3 separate regions of the Mus musculus genome follow, and regions 2 and 3 are each linked to region 1. A link is a loop called in an ENCODE intact Hi-C map of the cell type or tissue named here. Cell type or tissue: left cerebral cortex. All regions are shown on one strand. Each heading gives the region's core, and the rest is flanking DNA. Links, peaks and the distances in the headings are about the cores only. Region 1 has its middle 160 kb from the start of Gm25015. Region 2 has its middle 250 kb from the start of Gm25015. Region 3 holds the start of 1810007C17Rik (RIKEN cDNA 1810007C17 gene).

Region 1 (8,404 bases), core at 70-8,069:
GGAAACACTATTTAAAAACAGAAATTGTGTTTTGGATCTTTAAGCTGTGTGATTGTAGATACGGGAGGTATGTACGAAGGGGCCACTGAGTTTGCATTACCCATTGTCCAGTAATTCCTCATCCCACCAGTTTCATTAAGCACCATTATGCTGTGGTTCTCAGGGGCTTTCCACAGACACTCTCAGTGTGTAACAAGAATTAACCCCATATCAGCTCTTGATCCTGTACTCCTCCTCCTGGAAGAGTAGAGTCTGACACCACTGCAGAAATGGCGAACTGGAGTTGGCAGTCATGTTCTTCCATGTTGAGAACCAAAAGAGACACTCTTCTCTAGAGTCTGACATTTGTCTCAAGTTTTTGACCTAATTGATGTGAAGCTAAGAATTAGAATGGAATTATGCTAACGAAGCCTTCCAAAAGGGGCAAATGAAGTTTCTAGATTATTCTCCATACTTAGTCCAACACAAGAAGAAAAGTAAAATTAATTAACTGATTTGTTGGGTTTTTCTTCTTAATGGTTACTTTTATTCATCTTTTAGTGTTTCTAAGCAGAGAAGGTCAATATTTGTGCCACACACACAACACACACACACACACACACACACACACACACAATCACATATGCACATACGCTGTCTTAGCTAGTGGAGCAACAACATGAACATTTTCAAACAGTTAACATTTTTAAGGACACATACAAAAATGCTTTGGTGAGTTGCATAAGCATGGGGAGACAGAAATTTCATTTAAAAATCATTTGAATCTATTATGAAAATGACAGTTACAATTCTAAAATCCTGTACTTAAAATATCTGGGCAGACATATTTTGTGTGTTTGTTGCTTTATAAGAACTCACAGTATATTAGGACAAATAAAATGATACGTAAGAGGCTCTGGCAAATTTCCAAGGAGTGCACTCATAAACAGCCGCAAACAGGAAGCCTTCAGTACCAAGACATGTATTTCCTTACCATATGGTCCCAGCCCTTCAGCAAGAATGTGTTCCTTTCTCAAAACAAAACAGCAGCAGCAACAACAAAGCATCTCTTCCTTGTTAATGGTAGGGCAGACCTTTTTATAAATTCACACTGGCTGTTTGTCATAAATCCTGGTCACTGGAACGGAAGTCTTCTTACAGATGTAGGAAATACTGGGTACACTCTGAGAGTCTGGAGCCAGACCGGCTATAGTTATTAGCTCTAACATTTCATATCTTGCATAGTCAATTAACTTCTCTGTGTCTCATTTTCTTTATCTTCAAAATGGAGACACTATTTTCTATAAGACAGAGTTCATGTGGGACCATTAAGTAAATTATATGCAGCTTTTGTTGTTATCTCTAACATCCACCTATTCACGATTTTCCAAACAACAAATCAGTCTTATAATTGCAAGCCTTCATATTGGGCAATTTGAGTCCTATATACGGCTTATAAAGGCATTGATACTATTAAAGTTTTGAATGCTAAAATGTCATGTAGATACTATTTATTCTTTTCTTTTTTCTGTTCTGAAATACTCTCAATCAAACATTCAGTTTCTAGGAAAATAGTAACATACCCTGTTAATTAACTAATGTGTTTTTCTCATGTGATATTGGTGCAATGCAAAGGCCATCTTCTAGAGCCCTCCATAGCACTATTGTAGCTTCACAGTCTGCTTAGGAACAAAAAGGCAAAGCATCTTGAGAAGAAGACAACAGGAAAAGAAAGATGTGGAAAATCAGAGACTTGGTAGTTAGAGAGAAGCGGTCTTCCAATAAAAGCTACAAAGATGTAAAGACAGCTTCCGTCTCTTTTTAATATCTACAGTACTCTCCTCCAAGTAGTGGAAGAAAAAGATCCAGTCATGTAAAGGTCATAGTAATTTGGAGTGTGTCTCCCTTTCCCTGGCATGTATAGGTAGAGTGTTCTTGACCCTGCACTGTAAAAGCCAGGAATCTCACCTCTGATCACTAATACAATGCTTCGGCTGAACTGCTTTCCTCTCAACTTGTATGTTAACTCTCTGTCTAGGAACTCTGACTGTGATCAAGTTAAAGTAATTCCATCGAAGGGAGCTTGGATGTAATCAGACTAATGTCCTTACATAAGGAAAGTTAGAAATACTTGGACGTTTGTGCACAGGCAGAGCCTACATGAGGGCACCATGAGGAGTTAGCCATCAGAAAGTCTTTGAAAGAGGCCTCAGCAAACAACAAAAAACTTCTCTGTGACCTTAAACTTGTAGCCTACAGAAAATACATGGTGACATTTACTATGCAAATTTTAGGAAACAAACACAACATGTTTTTTTTGTTTGTTTGTTTTTGTTTGTCTGTTTGTTTTGTTTTGTTTTGTTTGATTCAGCAAAGCCAAACTATTGGCCCCTTCCTTCACAATTGGCCCAATCTTGCCTATTGATGTTCATAGTGTTGCTTAATATGTCCATCAATCTGACCTTTACAACGTAGTTAACTTATCTTCTCCAGAAGATTCTCCAGTTGGATTAATCTTATGGCACCTGCCTTTTGTAAAAGTAAACTGCATATCCATATTACTCTAGGACTCTGTTTTGTTGAGGTTGTTGCAATTATACATGATCTAGTTATTGATCAGCCTCTGATGTCAGGAAGTGTTCATCTGTCTATGGGATAACCCACCCCTGTTCTGCTAGAGGCCACTAAAAGGGGGAAACACACTTTTGTCTGACACTCGTGTACTCTATAACTAAGTTTACATTAGTCCTTATGTGAACAGAAATACAAAAGAATCATAATCTTAACTGGTCTCCTTAAGAAAACAAGTCACAGTTTTAAGTTCTGAGGTAGTGATCAACAGTTACATTTACGTTATTAAAAATCTTTTGCACATTTATCCATAATAATTTTTAATTTTGGAATAAGTGACAGTGGAAATTATATTCAAATTACCATTCTTTGTCCCCCCATCCCCCAGCTAAGTTTATTAATATCAAAGATTTCTATTCATTCTATGTAAATTTACTGAAGTCTGTTAAATCTCCTGATTACTGACATTTTAGAGTTTTCTACACTTTTTGTCTCTCTTTTGACAAATCACACACATATCTTCAGGGACTCTTATTACAGAGCTAAGTACATTGTCTGACAAAAGTTACAGAATTTTAATAGATAAATGACAAATTTTAACAAAGAGTTCTAGTCAGTTAATTTTGAAATCATTTACTGTATGTATGGGAAACTGGCAGAAGTGATTTGATGAGGTGCAGGTTTTCTACACTTAATAAGAGAAATTTTTCAGTAGATGTGCTCTGTAAGATAAATCTATTTGATGGATTTATTACAAAAATAAATCTCCTAATAAAAATAGCCCTTCTTGCTTTTCGTTAGGTTCTTTCCCCCAGGATAAGGTAAACAATGCCATCAGTTATTTGGATCTAATTTTTCTAAAATTTAGATCGTTGCCTCAGTGTTAAGAATAAATCCAGAAAGGTTAAGTTCAGTTGGAAAAAGCTGAAGCAACTCCATTGCTGTAAAATCACGGATATCTTAGGCTAGAAAAATAAACAGGTGTTATGGTTTAAATATACACTTCTCAGTAGCTACATTTGTCTTTAAATACTTGGTTCACACGCCGTGGTCTGCCTGTGTTAGGGGGACAGTACACATGTGAAGGGGCATGTGTGATCACTGCATGATCCGTTCCCTGCAGGTGCTGGGAAAGGTCAAACAGGGAAACTCATCATCACAGAGTGAAGTGATTTTCTTCTTTATCAGCTCCTGAAGTAAACAGGCTGATGAGCACAACCCAGCCGCACTCACCCGCATGACATCATAGGCAATCACAGCTAAGTGTTTCTATATGTCAAAGCCTGAAGAGTCACTACCAGATTGTTGCCTGATTGGTACAAAAACTCAAAATGGTATTTCCTTGGTAATTAGTTAGTCAGAGATTATTTTGCAAGATTCTGGGCTCTGTGGGGGCTGGTCAAAGATAGGGAGCCCTGAGCCAAGGCTACAGTTTGCCAGCTCAGAAAATGAGCAGGCTGTGTTGCGAGCAGAGCGGCAGCATTATTTGAACGTGTATCGGTTAAGGAGTGAAAAAAATTTTAAAAAACAAAAATTTAAAGCAGACTTTTTTTTCTTTTATTTTAAGATCAGAAGTTTCATATCACATTCTTTGGAAAGAGAAGATTGCAAGTATGTGGTACTTAATCTTTGTTCATAATATATGCCCGGCCGTGTTCAAGACATTTTTCAAACCCATTTTCTCCCAGGCTCCCGTTCCGCTGCCAGGCTCCATCTCCTGCCAGTGAAGCAGCAGAGTTTAGGATACTGTGTCCTCACGGAAGATTCACCTCCCGAGTTTTCTAACCCAAGACATTTAAGTGGGAATCTGGGCCCAATCTGCTGTATTTTAGATTGCAGCAAAGGACTCAGAAACCCTGCTGCTACAGACCCTTTCCTAGGGGCAGCAGCCAATACTTTGGAAATTGGGTATTTTCTTTTCTTTTCTCTTTCAAGAAAAAGAATGCATAGTTTAACACTGTTTCAGATGATATTTTTTAAAAAGAGTTAGGTACTTTCCTGGAAAGGTAAATATTTTATGAACAATTATATTACAACCTCATTATATCAGGTATAAAATTTATCTAAAAAAATCAAACGAAAAAGGACAGAGGATTAAACATCCAGTAGTTTAAGATACTATTTCTAGTCACAGATTTCAGTATTAAGCATTACTGTGTACATGTGAACCATGACAACTTGGACATATTTTTATTTTTATAACAATATGTGGAAGAACATTTTGGGAAATCTTAGCAGTTGAGTTGTAGGTCACTTTAAATGTTGTAAATAAAATTTTGATTTCAAATCAATATCCATATTTAACTAGATTCTGAAATATAGGCAACTAAACAAGAATACAGTGACACAATTTGTATACAAATATACAAGTATTTAAGCACCACATCTATATTTCTATAAAAAAATAAGGCAGGCTAAGCCACGTTTCTGCTCATAAATTTCCACTGCTACAGGAAGTAACTCATCACAATTGAAGTACTTTCATAACCTTACCCTAACTGAAGGTTACAGCAGAGTGCTTGAGTATCATTATATTTTTTCTCAACAATAGTCTTTTTAAATACATAGATTTTCCACCTAACAGCAAGTTCCCCAGTTTCTCAGAGTCTAAGAGTAGCTTTCAGTAGTCTGAACTTTCCATTGATCTGAGCCATGTTTAGCTTCAATCTATCCCTGCACATGACTGGGGAAAGAGATGGTCTATCAGATTTTTTTTCTTGTACCTTCAAGGCTCTCTCAGAGTGAGAAAAGTTTTCAACTCTAAGCAGGGTCAGGATTTAACCCTTGTTTGGGTTTCATTGTGACAGCAGAGGAAGAAGGTTCTTGCTTTCATAAAGAAAGGGGTCAAGATGTAGAGGGAAATCTACACAATTCAGATAGGGTTGAGCAATACAAATTTTCTGCCTCAAGAAATCCAATGAAAAGTCACAGAAAGTTGAAAGCTTGGAGCAAGAATGGACTAAGATCATGGCAGGACTGGACTCAGGTTAAGTGGATAACAACAGGAGATGTAGGTAAGGTAGGGGGGAATGGAGAGAACATTCTATAAGCTTGGCAAGAATAGAAAGGATGGGACTGCTACCCTTTAATACTGGATTCTAGACTTGAACTCTAAGAAAGATCTCATGTTTACAAGTTGGAGAGAAAGGACAAATGATGATATTTCCAAACATATATTTTGAATTAGTATATAACTTGAATTAATGAAAAATATACTAAGAACTCAAATAACAAAAAATGTCATTTCCTCCAAGTAAATCATTTTTAATTCTTTAAAATTAATTACCAACCAAGTGTAATAAAATATGGTATCCTGCCGGGCGTGGTGGCACATGCCTTTAATCGCAGCACTCGGGAGGCAGAGGCAGGTGGATTTCTAAGTTCCAGGCCAGCCTGGTCTACATAGTGAGTTCCAGGACAGCCAGGGCTATACAGAGAAACCCTGTCTCAAAAAACAAAAAACAAACAAACAAAGAAACAACAAAAAAGATATGGTGTCCCAAGTATTATATAAAGATCCCAAGTAATAGATGAAGAGTATTATAAATTAGAATTATATTTAAAAATAATAGTGTATAGCTAGAAATAAATCCCAATATTTCACAAAATTGGTCCATTAAGTCAATTTCAGGACCTTCCTTCTCAACTACTCAGAATACAAGATATTTCATAAGAATCATAATATGTGAATTTAAACCAAACAATCTCCTAGTGGCATGGTTCAGGTTTCTTTATAAAACAATGTCTGGCAAAATGTATCTGGATCCACATGAACCATAATTAGACACTTAATATAAACACCATCAATGTTTGCTTTTTACACCTTAGAAAAATATACCACACTCAGAAGCTGACCACAGTCCATGTCTTCCTTAAAGTTTCTTGCAATGCTGCCAAGTATTGCATTTTCTCTATAGATGTAACTTAAGGTGGTCATTTCTTGACAATCACTTATTAAAAATCTTGTACATTATGAAAATATTTTCTTATTAATGCAAATAAATCCAAAATTAAAACTTTATAGATGAATCATGTAGTCAGTGATGTTATTTAACTGGCAAAATAGAAATACCACCCTAGGTGATAAATATCAAAAATACAGTAACTTTTTTTGATAACTGTAATAGAGGGGAAGAACAAAATGACAAATATAAGAATAGTTCAAATTAATGACAAAACCACGAATGCTTTAGTAAAAAGGTAAGAACCTTATGTGGGTTAGTTTCTACCTTGAGAAAATTAATGTCACAGTTAAAATTCTTGGTGTTGTTACTGCTTTAATTCTTCTAACACATATGCCTCATAAGGCCAATGTTTTCATTCTATTCAAAACTACATCAACAATAAGTAAGGGCACTCTGTTTTCAGTAAATATGAATGTACAAGTTAATAAATGCAATATACATTTTCTTGTGTGATCTACTTGACTTACCTATACTTACAAAGCATGGTCTTTCCTAATCAGCATGGGCGGGGCTGGGGTGGGGGGGGGAGGCGGTGCAGTCACTGGCTTTAGAAAGTGGCTCACCACTTTTGTCAGTATTTTCTCCTCATTTCTCCTCATGCAACCTCTCCCACACACCCTGTCAGTATAATCTCCGCTTCTCTTCACCAGCCCCCTGTTCCTGATTCTCACGATGGGTGAATGTGTGAATAAAGACACTGGGTATGGTTGTGCATGGTGCCATATCAGCCTGGATAGAAAGTCTGGAGCATAGCCCTTTGCAGTCCACATCCAAAGGGATAGATATTTTTGGTCCATCTACAGCATGTTTCTCCACATTTTTTTAACTGGCTAAAACAAGAACTGTAACTCAGTCTCTTTGAGTTCACCCTCCCTCTCTGCTCTCCAGTGTTCCCACATAGTTTTCTTCTGTTCCACTGCCATTGCTGTTCATTTCTTCAGAAATACTCATAATTGAAAAATGAGTTCCCCCAGCAAAATCTCATTCCATATGTAAAAGAGCATGTCCCACTCACCTAGAGGTATATTTTAGAGTAAGAAATTAACAGCTCAGCAGTCGATTGCCATAGCTTGCTGAGTAAGCTGGGCTCAGGTTAAAAGGGGGTTATAGGCTGCCAGCCAAAACACTGATGGCATTGCTGAATTCACAGATACAGAAACTCTATATGTCCCAAGGATTTTCTGTGGCTACCATTAATGTCACTCTCTCCTGCTCTGTCATTGCAAGTGTCACAATTCAGTCCCCTCATGCTGATCAAAATAGACATGGCTTTTTAACTCCTCATCTGTTGATGTATGTTTTTAAAAATATATTCAATATTAATTATAAAAATTATTGAAGATTATTATATCAGAGCAAAGCTGAAACAGACAGGAGAGCTGAAACAACAGCACGATCAACTTGTTCCCTGTAAAAATCACTCATGAAATTGGATAGTAGATTTTTGATTCTGACAAAGTAGCTTCTATCATATTTAGCCCAATCTTTCTCTATGATCATTTTGATGATACTACAGATGTAGTTACCTGAAGAAACAGTGATGGAAAATGGAAAAGAGCCAAAACACATTATTAAAACCATAGCTTTTATATATGAAGTGTTAATAAGATGATCAAGGCCTAAAATTACTTCATAATTCTTTATACAAATGCTTGAAACTGGTGGCAGATTTTGAGGGCTCCATGATCTCAAGGGTGCATCTAGATGAGTGTCTGTTTTCCACAATAATTATAGAATTTATTGTCATGTGTGATCTGCCAGAGTAAAAGCCTTTGCTTTAGAAAGATGTCAAGAAGTGCTTGCTGACAGAAGTCTGATAGAGCTGTCTCCTGAGAGGCTCTGCCAGAGCCTGACAAATACAGAGATGGATGCTCTCAGCCAACCATCGG
Region 2 (8,404 bases), core at 66-8,065, 91 kb after region 1:
AGGACCCTGATATAGCTGTCTCTTGTGAGACTATGCCGGGGCCTAGCAAACACAGAAGTGGATACTCACAGTCAGGTATTGGATGGATCACAGGGCCCCCAATGGAGGAGCTAGAGAAAGTACCCAAGGAGCTAAAGGGGTCTGCAACCCTATAGGTGGAACAACAATATGAACTAACCAGTACCCCCTTCCCCCGGAGCTCATGTCTCTAGCTGCATATGAATCAGTAGATGGCCTAGTCGGCCATCAGTGGAAAGAGAGGCCCATTGGCTGTGCAAACTTTATATGCCTCAGTATAAGGGAACGCCAGGGCCAAAAAGTGGGAATGGGTGGGTAGGGGAGGGTATGGGGGACTTTTGGGATAGCATTGGAAATTAAATGAGGAAAATACCTAATAAAAATATTAAAAAAGAAAAAAAAAGAAAAGGCTGTTGAGCAATGCATGTAAAAGCCTGTGAAGGATCAAATATAAAGGAGGTATGTGCACCAGTCAAGGCTAAATATCAGAGCTATTGCAAATAATGTTGGGCTACTTAGTAAAGGAAAAAGCTGGAAGATCTAAGACTGGTTTGTGGGAACAGCAGGACATTTGACATAATAGAAATGACTATGACAGGGTAGCTTGAAGGTATGAAAAAAATATGGCAGAAATGAGACACATCCAAGGAGACTGGATCAAGTGGAATTTTAGTTTTACTGCCTACTCAGGGGTAACATTAGAATCTATAGCAGTGACTTTAACATGAAGATTAATAACAGATAGAGATAAAAGGTTTTAAAAATATTTTTAAGCATCAATTTTATTGAAATTTGTGGGTACAAAGGATTTAATTCCAAATCTAAATTTATTACTGGTTTTAAATTTTCTTTCTTGGCAGATAGCCTTAGTCTTGGGGTCTTCAGAATAACGATACATCCAATGGGAAACGGAAGCTGCTCAGAACTGAGGTGGGAAAACCTGTTTTCTGGATCCTGAATGAATCTTTTTTCCTTTGTTGGCTAAGAGTCTTGAAAAAACAGTGAAGAACATTCATTTTTCTACTTAATCTTGTTACTTTGCCAGGAGTAGCACAGGGGTCCCTTTAGTGAGTGAGACTGAGGGGCACTAAAATGGCTGGAAGTCATTGAAAATAGTAGCAGGTTTATTTGAGCAAAATCCGCAGGGTGGTATAATATACATTTTTAAAAATGCATTTTCATTAAAATTAAAAATGAGCTTCCAAACAAACTCTGGAAAGGGTTCCAAATACAGCTTTACAAACCCCAAATGAAATCAATAGAAAGAAACCAGCCAAGCAGCAAGTTGAGAAAACACCAATTAGAGTTTTTGACAAACAGAGAAGCTCACTGTGGGAGACAGTTTTTAAATCAGAGAAGAGAAATTTGGGCTTTTTTCCTCCACCTCAGCACTGCTCTCCCTGGAACTGAAATTTATGGGATTCAGAACGCACCCCAGGAAGAAACCACAAATAAGCGGGTACTCTCAGCATTATATCAGAGCAGATGAAAGCAAATATTATTCTGATAGCTTTTCATTTTGCCCGCCAAGGAGCATTGCATTATTATCCGTGACCAGAGATTTTAATAGTCAAACTACCACACATTTGTCAAACATTCAATTTCTGCCTGGTTACTTCAGGCCTCTCTAGCCAAAGAATTTTTGAAATAAAGTATACTCAATCTATTAGCCTGTTGCATGTTCTTTGTAAATCATGACATAGTGAGCCGACACACAGTAGGTTTTCTTAGGTCCACTTTCTACCCATGTAACAGCACGCCTAGGCACTTCTTCATATGCTCCTATGCCTGGAAGGATCCCAATTTGAGGTTTTTTGTTTTTTTGTTTTTTTTTTTTCCTTCTGGTTGGCTCTTTTTAGAAATTCCTTGGCCCACTTCACATTAGAACTACCCTGCCTCGTTCTTATACCCTCTGAAATGAGCTGTGTGTTTCTTCCAAGATGAGGTAATATGGATCGCCATAGAAAACTACTGTCAGAGCTCTGATTTAGGGCTGTATTTTCTGTTCCAATTTTAAAAAATGGATAATTTAATATTAGAATAGTCTCAAATCTTGAAGAATAATAATTCATAGACTGCCTTGCTTATTAGATTATTTATACTTCTTGAGATAAGTACTTAAGCTCCTATGCATATGTAAATATATGTGGATATTTTTACCCAAGTGCTAAAGCTTTGAGGAGTTCATTTTAGATTTTCAGTAATTATGTTTAGGAGGAAACATCTTTCTTGTCAATTATGTTCTCAATTACAAGCTCCAGACCAAAGCTCATAATCCTTGGTGATACCATATGCTGAGACTATATAATATTTATATGTATATTACACAAAGTCCTGCAGTCTAAGAATGAAGTTTCCAAGCTCTGTATAAAATCCTTCACTTTTCTTTTCTCTGAAGGTGCCATCCTCAGTCGCAGGCACTATCTTTCTTCCCTTTACACTTCTCCTTGCTTCTGTCCTTGACCTTATGTGTCTGTTCTCCACAGAAACAGCAGATCACATTCATCACTCAAACTTTCTAGTATCCCTCCAAAATCTTTGTATCACTAACCATGCCCAGAGACCATGTGCCCTCTCTGCCCTACCATCAACCTACTCTCCCTTTGGTTACCTGGCTCTATCAGCTCCAAGCCCTTACTTCCTGCTTCTGTAGCATCCCAGGGCTCTCCTACTAAGGTGAATGCTCTTCAATGCTTATTTAAAATCTGGTAGTTAGTAGATATCAATAAATACTCAACAAAGTATCAACTGCTCAATTATAATCTTGGTTTCAAATAAATGAGTGAAATGACTATGTTTATGTTATAAATGTAATTAATTTTGTTTGTTTGGTTTTGGTTTTTTGAGACAGGGTTTCTCTGTGTGTCTTCCTGGCTGTCCTGGAACTCACTCTGTAGACCAGGCTGGCCTCGAACTAAGTTTTTATTTTCAAGCATAAGAAAATAGTTCTTTTCTATTTATTTATTTATTTATTTATTTATTTATTTATTTACTGTGAGATACAGTCAAGGAAATATAAATAAGTTTAAGAATAGTGTTCTGGTTACTTATAGTTCCTGGACAGTAAACAATGAGCACTTTCCTTCTCTTGAGTATTCAAAGTGTAGCATGAGTAAGTCTGTCTCAGAAACAATGAGAAATTGATAGTAGGTAAGTGTAATGATACCTAACAATAAGTCATGAACAATAAGAAGCCAGAATCCAACTCAACAAAATGGTAGCTATTGATATTAGAATATGAGCAGAGTACAAAGTAACTTTTGGGAGTATACTTAAAATTTGACACAAGAATACAAAAGACTCCTGGGAGGAAAAACAGTCAGCCCATGTCCAAGAATCTAAGAGTTTTGTTTTCCTATTTCATCTCATGATGAAAGCCTTCCCTGCCACTCTTTGCTGAGTAGTCTAGACCATAAAGGCCAAATGTGGGCAAGAAGCCATGACCAGCAAAACTAAGAAAAGTTTAGGTCTGTGTACCACAGGTAAAGTATACAAGGAAGAAAACAATATGGATGCTCTCCCATTTTGAGAGTCATCATGGGTTATCATAGTAAGACCCCAGAGTGCAGTGTACAATGCAAAAGCTAACCAGTCACCTAAAAGCAGAGAAAAGGCCCCGTAGTAAGAAAGTAGGAACCTGATCTACACACCTGGCTAGTTCTAAGTCACGGCCTGGGAAGGAATATACCTTGAAACCCGATACAGTTGAGTCTGTGACCAAATACCAACAGAGAGCAAATAGGAACCATTCTTGTTTCTGATTATGTATTTATTTATTTAAAGCCAGGTCAACTTTTGTGCTTGAGTTAAGTTTCTATGGAAATTCTTACTCCATGCTGTTATGAAAAGGCAACTCTCTTTCAGCAGGCTTTGGATCCTGGTCCAGGCTCCAGACTGTCTCAAAATCTAAACAGAATCTTAAAATCTGTTCCTGCCTCAACCAGAACTCGCTGTATTTCCTTTGCCTCCTGCCACCGCTCAGTTGGATGGACACCAAGTATAGACAACTTCAGCCGAAAAGGAACATTTTAAGGGAGTTATGAGCCAGATTCAATTATAAATAGGGATCATCTGTGAAATAATGTTATTATCGTATACTTTGCACACAACTTTAACAATGAGAGTGTAAGCTCTCTATGCAAATGGACTTGGTTTGAAGGCCACTCTTGTCATAGTGCCTTTATTTTACTATCTGTAAAATGGAGAAAATAATCAGCTTGCATCCCAGAGCTACTGAAATCATCTAAAGAGATAATTTGCACACAGTGCTATGCGTCATGTCTTCCTTTGAATGCACATGAAGTCAGTCCTAATTATTGCCATAGTGACTTCAAATAATAGTTGCATTTAAAATGTGTTTCAACAGCAGAATAAAACCAGTGGTTACCACTAACTCTGCTGTATAAGAACTTTGCCCTTGCTGGGTGGTGGTGGTACACGCCTTTAATCCCAGCACTTGGGAGGCAGAGGCAGGCAAATTTCTGAGTCCGGGGCCAGCCTGGTCTACAAAGTGAGTTCCAGGACAGTCAGGGCTACACAGAGAAACCCTGTCTTGGGGGAAAAAAAGAAAAGAAAGAACTTTGCCCTCACCTGTTCACCCAAAGGGGAAAGCCACACATGAAAATGGAGATGATGGTTACTTTAGCAAGAATGCTCTGAGAAACGGGCAAAAATGAGATATTTGTTATTAAACTCCAGTTCCATGATGAGAAGATGCTATGAACAGAAGTTGATTCTAAAAGCACATTTTGATCACTTAAAAATGCTAATTATTGATGATTCTTCATGTTGTCACAAGGTAGGCCAATGCCCTGATGTAGAAATAGATTTTTTTTTTTACACAGAATCCATTGATTTAATCCATAAATCATTCCCTTTCTTCCCCTCCCCCCAAAATAGATTTAGAACTGACAGTGCTTTCTCTTCTAAAGTATAAAGGATAATTTCCTTCTGATCGTAGAGATGATGAAACAAAAATATAAAATACAGTGCTCTCCTAACAGGGATTGGGATTTCCATTGCACCTCCCCACATCCTCTCAAATTAAAGTTTGAAAAGCAGAGCTCAGAAATAAACTGACAAGCACCATGTTCCGTTCCTTCCATTTCCAGTAAGGAAGCACCAATTTGATTCCTACCATAACAATTTTTGCTGTTGCCAATGCATCATTTATAAAAAAAAAAAAAAAAAACCAACAACACAGCTTCTCAAGTGATAGAAATCATCCCATCACTTTGTTTCATAAAATTGACACCCAGGGGAAATGCAAACTGTAGTCAGAACTCCAGTAAAGCTGTTCTCCCAAGCCCTGTGAGGTATTCCAGAAGTCTCTCCCTCATAAGCTAATGTCAAGCCCCAACTGCTTGTTCTTTTCTCCTTCTCTCACAGGCTGCAATATCCCTCGGCTTTCCACAGCACAGGACTTGGTGTTTTCTGAAAGTGTTACTCCTCCATCGGATTTGACTGTGGGCTAATTTGAATGCAGTGACAAAGAAAAAAAAAAAGAAACTGTTGAAATTATTTCACACGGAGAGCAATAAACATATGGAATAAATTACTACTAAAGAGGACTCAGAGAGTTTCAGAAACACCTGGATTTGTTTCTGGGGGCTGTGGGTTGGTGACCCAGGGTGAGAAGGCTGGGGTGAGGCAAAAAAATGCAGGTAGCAGTAGGAAGCTTGGACTTCCAGCCAAGTGGCACCTCCTGCATTTGTGGGGAACAGCACAGAGACACTAATCTATTTAAGGCAAGGTTCTCAAACATGCTGAGGGCTAGGCAGACTAAGTCACAGGAGCTGCCTTGCTAGCAGTGGGAGTGTGTGTGTGTGTGTGTGTGTGTGTGTGTGTGTGTGACAGAGAGAGAGATAGAAAGAGAGAGACAGAAAGAGACAGAGAGACAGAGACAGAGAGAGAGAGAGAGAGAGAGAGAGAGAGAGAGAGAGAGAGAGAGAGAGAGAGGATGAAAGTGGCCTCTGGCCTTGTCAAAACAAAACAAAACAAAACAAGAAAGATACTCAATATCAACAGAGTAGGTCTGAATTTGCAGAAACTACATTCAACAGTGGCAGGGGATCTGGCTCAGATCTAACATTTGACCCACAAAGATCACCTCTATGACATCTGTACTCCCTACTCTTAAGAACACATCTGAGTCTTCATCAGATTGTCTATGAGAGTGTTGCAAGTCATACCCATCACTATGCAGGCTTGGAGCAGAGGCCATCTTTTCTGATGCATCTCAGCTGATATCTGCTGAGTCTCCCTCTGAGGGCCCTAGCCTAGGTACCACTTCATCCTATGTTACTCATTGTCAGCTGGACACTGCATAGAACGCCAAGGTCCTGGCTCATGATTGGTACTTATAAACTCTATTTTGTCTTACTTTAGTCAAGAAGGATTTGAAATACTTGCAAAAATAACAGCTAACTTTATTGAGCTGCAGCTTGTGCCAGGCACTGGTCCAACTGTGCTGTATGTCTTAAATTGTTTAATCCTTATGACAGTACTGGGATGTGTAAGCTTGTGGTTTAGGTACTAATGTTATCTCTATTTTGCAAGTGGAGGACATGGATATGGGGAGATGTCTGACTAGCTTGACTAAGGTTACCCAGCTCATGAAGGGCTAGGGTAACCTGAGACTGATCTCAACTAACTAGCTTCAAACAGCAGTCCAATCATAACTCTAAGTAAGTGCCTAACAGCAAAGAAACTAATATAAACATTGAGAAAACATTAGTCAAGGTTACAAAGTGGAGGTATGTAATGGGCTAATTAAAAATGCACGCTATAAGCATACAAAATTTGTTCTGTTTGGGGGATTTAATAAGATATAAACGTGATTTCTTAAGTAATTCAATTCTTAGACAAAAGCAAATGGCTTTACTCATGGATATGCCACATAGCAGAACTTGTTTCTCCTCTGGAGAAACAACATTTATTAAATGTTTACTAAATTAACCTAGAGGACAACATTTATTAAATCATCTCTCTAGTCCTCTGAATTGATAATCTCCCCAAATGGCAGGGATGAAGACAGGAAAGCAGATAGCAGACAGGACAAATGTCTTGTAAAAATGTACATGACACTCCAAAATGGTGTACACTGGCTTTATACATGTAAGTGGGCTGCACACATCCATCCATTCAACTTAGAACCAGGGAGTCCACTGTATACCAAGGGTCATGCCAGGACCAGAGACCCAGGGATGAGCAAACAAGGAAGAGGATTTGCCCGTAAGAGACATACTTAGGTTTTGAGTAACGAGACAAGCAGTGGACAAGGCTAAGTGGTGATAAGAGATATAGGTGAACACCAGGCAGATGGAGAGTGTGAAGACTAACCCAGGGTAAAGGAGCCTCTCTCTCAAAAAACAAGGTGAGAAATCGCCTCTTTGAGGAGGGGCAATGAAACAGAAAGGAATCCATCTGAGATCCTTGTCTGCTTTTCTCTAGTTATTACAAACTAAAACTCCAAATGAAATGTGGTCAACTGCTTATGTAATGTCAGGTCAGTAAGATTAAATATTTTCTCATGATTTATTTCTTTCCCATGAGAAGCTTCTTGATTTCAATTAACTATAAAACTTCCCTTGGAAGTCTGAATGTAAGCAAATAGGAGAAAGGAGACAACTTTCTCACACAGCAATCTGACAGTGTTCTGTAGAGCAAGTGATTAATGTAGCCTAGTATAAACCTGGAGCTTTTTCTAGGACCAGGAAAAGAAAATAATTAGACAAAAGAATTAGAAATTTTAGGGGTTGACCCAGCAGGTTTTCAAATAAGATTCTTAGAGCCTGTTCCCTGAGCAAGAAGGTATTTCTACTCTTATATTTGGGGAATGTGACATTTTATCCTGTATCACAGGGTATTAAATTCAACTCACAAAATGTTTTCAAGCTCTGAGACCTTGAGTTTGTCAAACCCATCAACAGAGAATATACACTGGAGTCAACCAATGAAAGAAGATGAAACTACGTTAATTTATCAATGCTTTTATTTGAAGCAGCTGGTTCAGTATAAGTCTGTTTTACAGACGAATCAGTGTTTCATTTCCTTATACCTTGTATTCTATATTCCAGCATTTAACTATCTTCTTTCTAACACTCTTCACTATAAAGATTGGAATTTCTTCTCTATTTTGATTTTGGTACTGTCATGTATCAAATCAATTTTAACAAACTGAAATGTTAAGTCTTGCTAACTTCTTCCCTGTATCTCCTAAGCTGTGTTTCATTTGAGACCACATTACATGAACATAGCTTTGAATTTAATGTCATTATTCCTGTGGGCAGGGGTGTTATTGTACATTGTCAGGTGTTGAAATCTTAACCTAGTATCCTTTTGATAATGACAAGCTTCCCCCTTCAATGTAAATAACAAGCAGAAT
Region 3 (8,404 bases), core at 94-8,093, 260 kb before region 1:
TGTCCCCAATTTGTGGTTGTTTGTTTTGGCTTTTTTGTTTGTTTTTTGTTTTGTATGTTTCCAAATCTGGTTAATGAATGTATTCCTCTATGTGTTCTTGATATATGGCCCAGATCTCCAATAAAGTATGATGCTTTGGAAACAGAAATCCTAAAATCTCTATACCAATTATTATACTATTTGTATATAATATCTATAATCATAGAATAACTCAGTATTCTATTATAATTTATAAGCCTAATTAATATTGTTGACCAAATTGGGTAGACACTAGTACATCTGTCCTTTCATAATTTTCTCCCTTCAGAAAGAGCGCCCTCTAAAAATCAACTAGTCAAGCCGGGCGTGGTGGCGCACGCCTTTAATCTCAGCACTCTGGATGCAGAGGCAGGCGGATTTCTGAGTTCGAGGCCAGCCTGGTCTACAAAGTGAGTTCCAGGACAGCCAGGGCTATTCAGAGAAACCCTGTCTTGAAAAACAAACAACAACAACAAAAAATCAACTAGTCAGATAATCATATTTTTCAATTTCCAAGTAAGTCTTCAAAAAAGACAATCTGTGATTGGTGAACAAAGAGGTAGTTTCAATTTAAGTACCTTATCTGTGGCATTATGCTTGACCATGAGATACACATAAACATACCACATGTAAATATTTATTCTTCTCTTGTTATTGTAATTATCAAATTTCCCTGGATACATCACCTGCACTAATGACACCTTTGCTAATTGGATGCATATCCTTTGTATAAATGTTAAAAAAAAAAACCCAGCCTGAATAGAGTCATGTGTTTAGTATTCAGGAATAAAGGAACTTTTTAAAAAGCGGGAGAAGCTTGAGAATGAGATGAAAAAGCACAGATCATTCACTTTATTCAGTGTCTTCACAAAACACTGTGATCGGCAACATTCTTTATTCATAGACAATCAATCATTAACTTATTTTTAACTTTCAGAGGTTGTTTGAACTCAGGGCAGCTCCTCTTCAGTACATTACAGCATGTATCTTCAGTACATTACAGCATGTATCTTCAGTACATTACAGCACGTATCTTCAGTACATTACAGCATGTATCTGACTCACTGGATTGAATGTCTTTGGGAGAAAAGGTGCAGTATGATTCAGAATAAAGGAAATTGAGGGAACAAAGCATCATTTCCACTTAAGGAAAAGGTAAAGGTTACATGGATGAAACTTAGTCCTGGATTTGTTTCCCAGGACACTGTCTTATTAATCAACATAAATTTGGAACCACCATTTAATGGCAGAGAAGTTAACAAAGATTTCACTCATTAATTATTCTAAAGAAACAGCACTTTTTAAAGTGTCTGGTTGACACCTCTAGCATAAATTTTGTTATCTTAGGAATTTGCTTCATTCTTTTTATACAGCTATGAATCATTTAATGCCCATTCTTTTAGTATTTAATATCTGAGAGCAGACACTGACAAGGAAATGACCAAAAATCCAAACCTGTGACTAGTACAAAGTAAACAAGGGAAGATTTTGTGTGTGTTCATCTAGTCTGAATGTGAAAAATATTTGTTCTTTTGTCAACTAAGATTCTCTTTGCAAGTTGAAACATTTAGCTCTTTTTAACTGGCTAACCTCTAGAGTAGTGTCAAGGTGTGTTTGAATAAGTCATATGTATCTCCATCTTCTCTTGGTATAAATTTCTATGGCAAATATAAGGTCTCTATGTTTACCTACTCAAATCAAGCAGCTGCAAAATTTAAACATTATATTTTTATATGCAATTTCTAATGAACGATGTGGCTGATTAATGTTCTCATAAATCTATAGCAATCATTCCTTATAGCATTCTTCTTGTATTTATGCTCATGTTTATTAATATTTCATAGGGATCTATATTTTATCGACTTACCAAGACAACAAAAGAGGGTCATGCTTAGAATTTCCAACATTTTTCCCATTCTTTTAATATTAAGCTCCTTTTACAAAAGTATCGTAGCATTTTAAAATGATATGGAGACAGTACTTTCTGGCTTTTAATTCCTATTGATATTATTTCCCTTTAGAAAATGCAATAAATAAAATCAGTGATAATTTGCAATTATAATTAACACTTACCTGAAGAGGAACACCTTTACTATATAGGTAAAGAATTGATAAAAACCTGTAAAGGCAACATTGATAGACAACATATATATTGAATGACTAAATAATTCAATTTAATGAGCACATACTGAGTTGTCAACGTGTGCTGAGTGGTCAAAGGTTGATTGAAAGTCATACAAGAGACTTATCCCGTGAACAAGAGTCAACAACCTAGCCAATAAAACTTTGATAATCACATAAGTATTTAGAAGTCCTGGAATTAAAAACTTTCAGTGTGAACTATTGATACCAAAGAATACTGACTTTTAATTGTTGTTAAATTAATATTCTTGTTGTGAATTGTTTGTTCACTCATAAAATAACACTATTTTTTATTTAATGTGATACACATAACAACTTAAAAATGTTAACCAAGATATATGTGTCTCTTTGAAAATAAAAATGTGCAAAAGGGTTCATAGAGAGATGGCTCAGTGGTTAAGAGCACTTGGTGTTCTTGCAAGAAACACGATTAGGTTCCAAGTACCCACATGGAGGCTAATCATCTGTAATTCCAGTTCCAGGAGATCCATTACCTTTCTATGACCTTTGTAGGTATCAGGCATGCACATTGTACACATGTATACACATAGGCAAAACACCTACACAATTCAGTAAAAAGAACAAGTCTTTTAAGAATGTATGTTTGTGTACTCAAAGAATTAAATTTAAAGATACAACATCAAATCATATGTTTTGAATTCATTTAAAATGATATCTATGTACAAATTATCCATAGCGCTATGCATGGAAGTCATTATTATAGGCTTTAGGTCATAAGAAACATGTTATATGCAATAATGATGCAACCATCAGTGTTCACAACTGAAGGAAATACTGCCTACCATGTGGCCAAAATGTTTTTCACTGAGTCATGGTCGTAAGGGAAATCTTACAAAAACATTGAAAGAAATACTATAGATAGAAATAACTATGCTGCCATTAGGTATGGACGTGAAATATAATAGCACAACTCAAGGGATGAAACTCATCAGGGAATGATGCAGCTGTATCCACTGAACCATCCGTGGTGTGTTCATTCTAATTATTAACGCTGGAGACACATTCTACTCTGAGAACAAATTTGCTTGCAGATTATGTGGCCCTTCAGTACAAAGCAGTGGCTGCCATTGTAACATGATGCATGGTCTCCTTGTGTAGCTGTGCCTGACACACAGTACCACATGATGTCAGTCGGACATGTTGAAATACATGATCATATTAACAATTATTTTGTTATTGCTATTATGGACACTGTTGATGGAAAACACAAAGCAAAAGATTTTGTTGGTAGAAACAGAAAGAGGTAGCACACGAGGGATAGAGTGTGTTTTTCTTGGCTGGTCTTTCACTGCTGTTTTGATTTCATTTTTAGTTTTTGAGGACAACAAGGTAGCTCTATTCTCTATTTAGAATCAAATATGGGATAAATGTCTGTGGATATAGGAAACTAGAAACACAACTTCTGTAAGCTTCTTCATTCCACTCAATTTGACATCAGTGACACTACTAATAAAGTGTGGGTGAAAGTGTGAGGAGGGATTTTGACACAGGGGGCTGTACATTTAAACCTTTACATTTGCATGTTCTGAATTTATAGCATTTGAAACTATGTTAAATATGCGTTTTTGTGTTGAATATTAGAATTCTGCATTTGTCTTCAAAATAGAAGAAAAGGGGAAGGAATAGACATTCCTCAATGAGCATAAGAGATGGAGGAGGAGGCTAAAAAGTTCTCAGTTCCTAAGCATATTTGTTTTATTATAGATAATTGCACATTACTAAAACTTTTAGTTTTAAAAAATATCAAATAGATTTAATTTGTTGTAAAACAAACATTTTGTGGTATATTTTACACTTTTCTAAAGTTTGCATATGTCACATGGCAAGTCTTGTTAGACATATAGCATCCACCAATTAAATTAATATGTCCAGTGTTACACAACTCGTCAGAACAGAAAGTATATATTCATGTCATTAATATTTTTAATAAGAAAATTACATTTTGATGTCCGTAAAATGTTACCTTTTCTTAAATAAAATATGTAAACTGGATATTTCTCCAACACACTGGTCCATAGAACTTTTACTGAAACTCACTGAAATTTAAACCACTGTGTCTCTATTTGCTCTGTGCAACCAAGGAACTAAGACACTCTTGACTTTGAGGAAGAGTAGTAAATGACTATAAGGGTGAGATATGAAATAAATAATAAGTAAATTAGCAAATGTTTAATAAAACAATTAGCTCTGCCCCAGGGTTCTGCAGTAGCTTATGAATCCTTACCAGTAGTAGTTTACAGCTGTAACTTTCAGATATAATAGGAAGCTGAATCTTCTACAGGCAATGAAACAGATGATCAAATTCACAAGGGATTGCGTCAGGCTTTTTCCAGTACTAAAGAAACATATTAATCCTTGTCACTGTTTTCAGAAACGCTGTGACAGAAATAAACCTGTACTGTAACTTGGCCCTTTTAATGAGCTTCTGCAGTGTGGGCTTTTCACTCAGCACCTGAAAAACACAACAAAACACCTTTTATATTAAAGATGTGAGGTTTGCTGCTGGCTAAATTTGTACACACAAGTCTATAAACCAGTGCTCAGCCAGCTGGGAAGCAAGAAAGCAAATTCAGATTCTGCCATGAACTTCACAGACCAATTATCTACTTGGAATCATGGGAGTTTAACAAACAAATACCAGCCCCCGCTGAGCCTTTTCAGGCCAGCAGCTTATGGGTGATTCAGTAGCATCTGAGGCTTTTAGACTGATCAATTCTTAATCACAAAGCGCAAAAATTATTCTCAGACTCATGTCAGTTTCTTTGGACACCTTTGTTAACAATCTGCTTCAAATCATTTTTTTTTTAAGAAACTGCAGACACTGTTTTTATTGACTCCCCACTTGTAAAATGTTTATAGCTTGTTAATTTATATTTACCCCTTTACTTTTGCCTGCAAATCAACATCACTTAGCACAGTTTGGTTACACTTTGTCCAAAGGAAATTACAGAAGCCTGCTATGGGGCTAAAATGAAGGAAAGCTGCGGGAAAATCAATGCACTGCTGATTAAACAGATCGTAGCAAATTCACGGCTGTATGCTACAGCATGGAGACAGACAGTGTGATGCCTATCTAGCAGTTAATGCGCTCTGCGTCAGGTGAAGACAATTTCAGAACAAGGCAAAATCACCCAGAGAAGCAAGAACTGCCTCACCCAAGAACGCGAGTGTTTGGACGAAACTTACATTCCTTTTAAGCCAGTGCTTCACTGGGGAAATTAAAGTCACTTGGATGTTTGAAGAAATAAAACATTGTGGTGTGGTGTATCTTTAACTGTGATATTTTTACCATGAAAAGAATCATGTCATGGCAAAATACTCCCTCTGATCACAAGTCAGACTGTTTTTCCCTTTTCTCTTTTTATGGAATTTTAAGATTATTGACATTTTCTTTGTAGAATATCAATTAAAAATTTGTCTCTGGCCAAAATGAGATTGTTTATAGAGCATATCTGTATTAGTCATTGTATCTAATGAACATGTTCTAAAGAACTGAAATGCATGACTATTTTCTTATATTAAAATACAAGAATAAACAGAGAATCAGCCAGGTGTAAAAAGAAAATGCAGTTCATACATAATTAATTAAAATATATTGGGAATGCACAATATGAACGCAGGCTGGATACAAAGATAGCATATGTTTTCAAATCATTGTCAAGAGATAACCTTGGGATTACAAAGAGCTGTGTGCTGTTGTGGTTGTAGGTAAGGAACTCTGAGTTGTGGAAATCTGTTTAGGTTTCTGTGAGGCCAGGCTTTAGGTTATGTAGAAAAGTATGTGTGTCCTAAGTCAAGATCAGAGGTAGTGCCCTGTTTTAAACCAGTGTGAACTGCTCTGTGGCAAACTGAGTGTAAATGAAAGAAATTGGAAAAAATAACAAAAAAACCCAATGTTAAATATAATTATGTAATATAAATGTAAAATGTAAAATGAAAAATGTAATGAGAAGATATGATATCTCCACTCTTTTTCATTTTATATGAACATTTATGTAGCAACCTGCCATCTCTTCTTTGCCACAATTTGGTCCCATATTTTATCTTGTGACACCAGGGTAAAGTCTGTGGCACTACTGGCTGTTATTTATTTGCAATAACTAGGGCTTTGATAGGTTATGTTATTCTGGCAGATACGTTTCACTAGTAAGTCTTCACATTAAAATTCATACTTGGGAAATTTTTGTTCTAGACATCGGAGCCAACTTATTCTCAATCGTTGATGTTTTTAATCTTCTTCTTTTCAAAATATCAAAGTCTTTCAAATGGTAGCATGGTTATGCTCGTTGCCAAATTCCATGTGTTAAAATGAAGGTGTTTTTGAGTCATCAAAGCTTATAAAAAGACCTTTAACAAGTAAACAGCTTTCCTCCTTAAAAAAAAAAAAAACCTGGAAGATGTGGTATAAGAAAACACATTCATGGACACCATATGTGAACCAAGTTTTATGTCAAGATTTTGAGATTTATTTTGAGGATTCCTAGAAAATTAGGGACTTAACATTACTGATTGAAGAGGTCTACTCTGTATCACTCTTTTCACTTGTGTGCATGTGTCGAGTGTCATGTGTGTGTTGTGTATGTGTTGTGTATGTGTTGTGTGTGTGTCTATTTGTTGTGTATGTTGGGTATGTGTTGGTGTGTTGTATATGTATTGTGTGTATTGTGTTGTGTTTGTGTGTTTTGTGTGCATGTGTGCACGAGTATGTGCAAACGTACATGCATGTATAAAACTGAAGGCCTCTTGCTTTGATTATTCTATTGAAAATATCAATAGACAAACTTGTTTAGAAGAAGAAAGTGCAAAAGGTGTTCAGTAGCTTCAGAATGTGAAGAGCAACCATCAGTTCAGCATTTCCTTGTCAGCTCATCACTTTCTCGTGTTGCAGATCAACATTTTTTATGTGAAAAGTTCAAAATGAAGAGCTCATTCAATACAGAGTAGAAAATGCCTTTGTTATACCACAATAACAAAGCAATGAGCATCAAAGAAAAAGAATGCATTGTAGATAATACCTAAAAATTCTTTTGTTTGAAACTCATATTGGTTTAGTGGGTTGCATATTTTTAGATTATTCTGTTCTTTGTGGAAATCAAAAACTTAAATTGAAGAAATATTAGGACAAGAGGTAATGGGCAAAGTCTGAATATTATAACTATAAATGTCTTAATTGAAATAATTAACCAAGATTCAAAATTTCAGTAGATATTTTTAAGATTTTTACAGTTCCAGTAAGTTAACAACTGTTGTTTGTAAACACACATTACTTTATTCAAAATCTATAGACTACATGAATCTGATAGTTGGCAGGGGTTTGAGTTCCCATTGGTAGAAACCTAAGTTTTCTTATTAATACATGGTAATTTATCACCATTAAGTATATGATCCCTCTGGAAAAAATTGATGCACATTGCTCTCTAGACTATAATTTCAGAGCTCATGATATTAATCTTTAATTAAATTATAGTTATTTTAGAAATATATGTCCTTAATTAAATTATAGCATGCATATGAAGAAGAAATGACTATGGTATGATTAAAACATGGTTTAAAATATACTACTGTAATTTGAATGCTGTCTGTCATCACTGAAGTATGACTAACAAGGCTTTAGAAATGACTAGAAAGTCAACTGAAAAGATGCCAAGTAAAACTATTGTGCTCTTTAAAACAGTGCATTAAATTTTTTGGACAGTTTCTTTATTAAATCTAAATATACTTCTTATAGGGCATACAGTATTACATTTCTAAATTAATTGCCATATTCTCATTTGTTAAAGAATTCACTCCATGTGAAAAGCAAAGTCTCACTAGATGTGAATTTTACACTGCGCTAGATCAATCCCAATACCAGTAAATGGATATTATTAAACAGCATGGGGTAGTGCAAACTGGGAAAGAAAACTTGTAGTGTGCTGCCTTTGAGCAGACCTGGCTTGCATGCTGTGACAGGGCAATTGTCGACATGCTTTTTCATGCCAATCTGCAGCTTTTTCAACTCTAGATGCTATGGCAACCAGGGTTTAACAGACTAAGCAGCTAACAAGCTTCCCTGATGGAATTGTCTGGTTGTGTGATTGCCTTGTCTTAGGGAAAATATAAAATAGAATGAAGACGTTTGTGGACATTTGTCAAACTGATTATAATTTGGACAGTTGAATCATAATTGTCTGTTGTGTGCTGTACAGTAGTGACATATGCTATTTTCCACGTTCCATGCAGA

Evidence for each region. Hi-C counts contacts between places; a loop is a spot of excess contacts. Peaks named below come from ENCODE experiments on the same cell type or tissue, not always from the same donor. Only the 100,000 strongest peaks of a DNase experiment are listed, where the experiment ranks them.
Region 2: a loop joins it to region 1, with 2.5 times the contacts of the local background. A loop is called at or near these places in 2 of 42 quality-filtered maps.
Region 3: a loop joins it to region 1, with 2.3 times the contacts of the local background. A loop is called at or near these places in 3 of 42 quality-filtered maps.

Annotation. Positions count from the first base shown.
Region 1 is chr12:49,736,273-49,744,676 of GRCm38, forward strand. No RefSeq gene overlaps it. Among named protein-coding and RNA genes, the nearest start is that of Gm25015, 160 kb to the left of the region's middle. In left cerebral cortex, for the core only: no CTCF peak of the experiment used is centred there; DNase peaks (open chromatin) are centred at 3,907, 4,237, 5,222 and 7,257; H3K4me3 peaks cover 932 bases; H3K27ac peaks cover 1,948 bases.
Region 2 is chr12:49,826,912-49,835,315 of GRCm38, forward strand. No RefSeq gene overlaps it. Among named protein-coding and RNA genes, the nearest start is that of Gm25015, 250 kb to the left of the region's middle. In left cerebral cortex, for the core only: no CTCF peak of the experiment used is centred there; DNase peaks (open chromatin) are centred at 1,091, 1,316, 3,646, 3,967 and 3 more places; H3K27ac peaks cover 639 bases.
Region 3 is chr12:49,476,125-49,484,528 of GRCm38, forward strand. 1810007C17Rik (RIKEN cDNA 1810007C17 gene) reads right to left here and starts at 4,738. Exons shown (of 3, transcript NR_045472.1): 1 at 4,406-4,738; 2 at 1,886-2,033; 3 at 869-1,095. In left cerebral cortex, for the core only: no CTCF peak of the experiment used is centred there; DNase peaks (open chromatin) are centred at 4,704, 5,227 and 6,456; H3K4me3 peaks cover 350 bases; H3K27ac peaks cover 1,638 bases.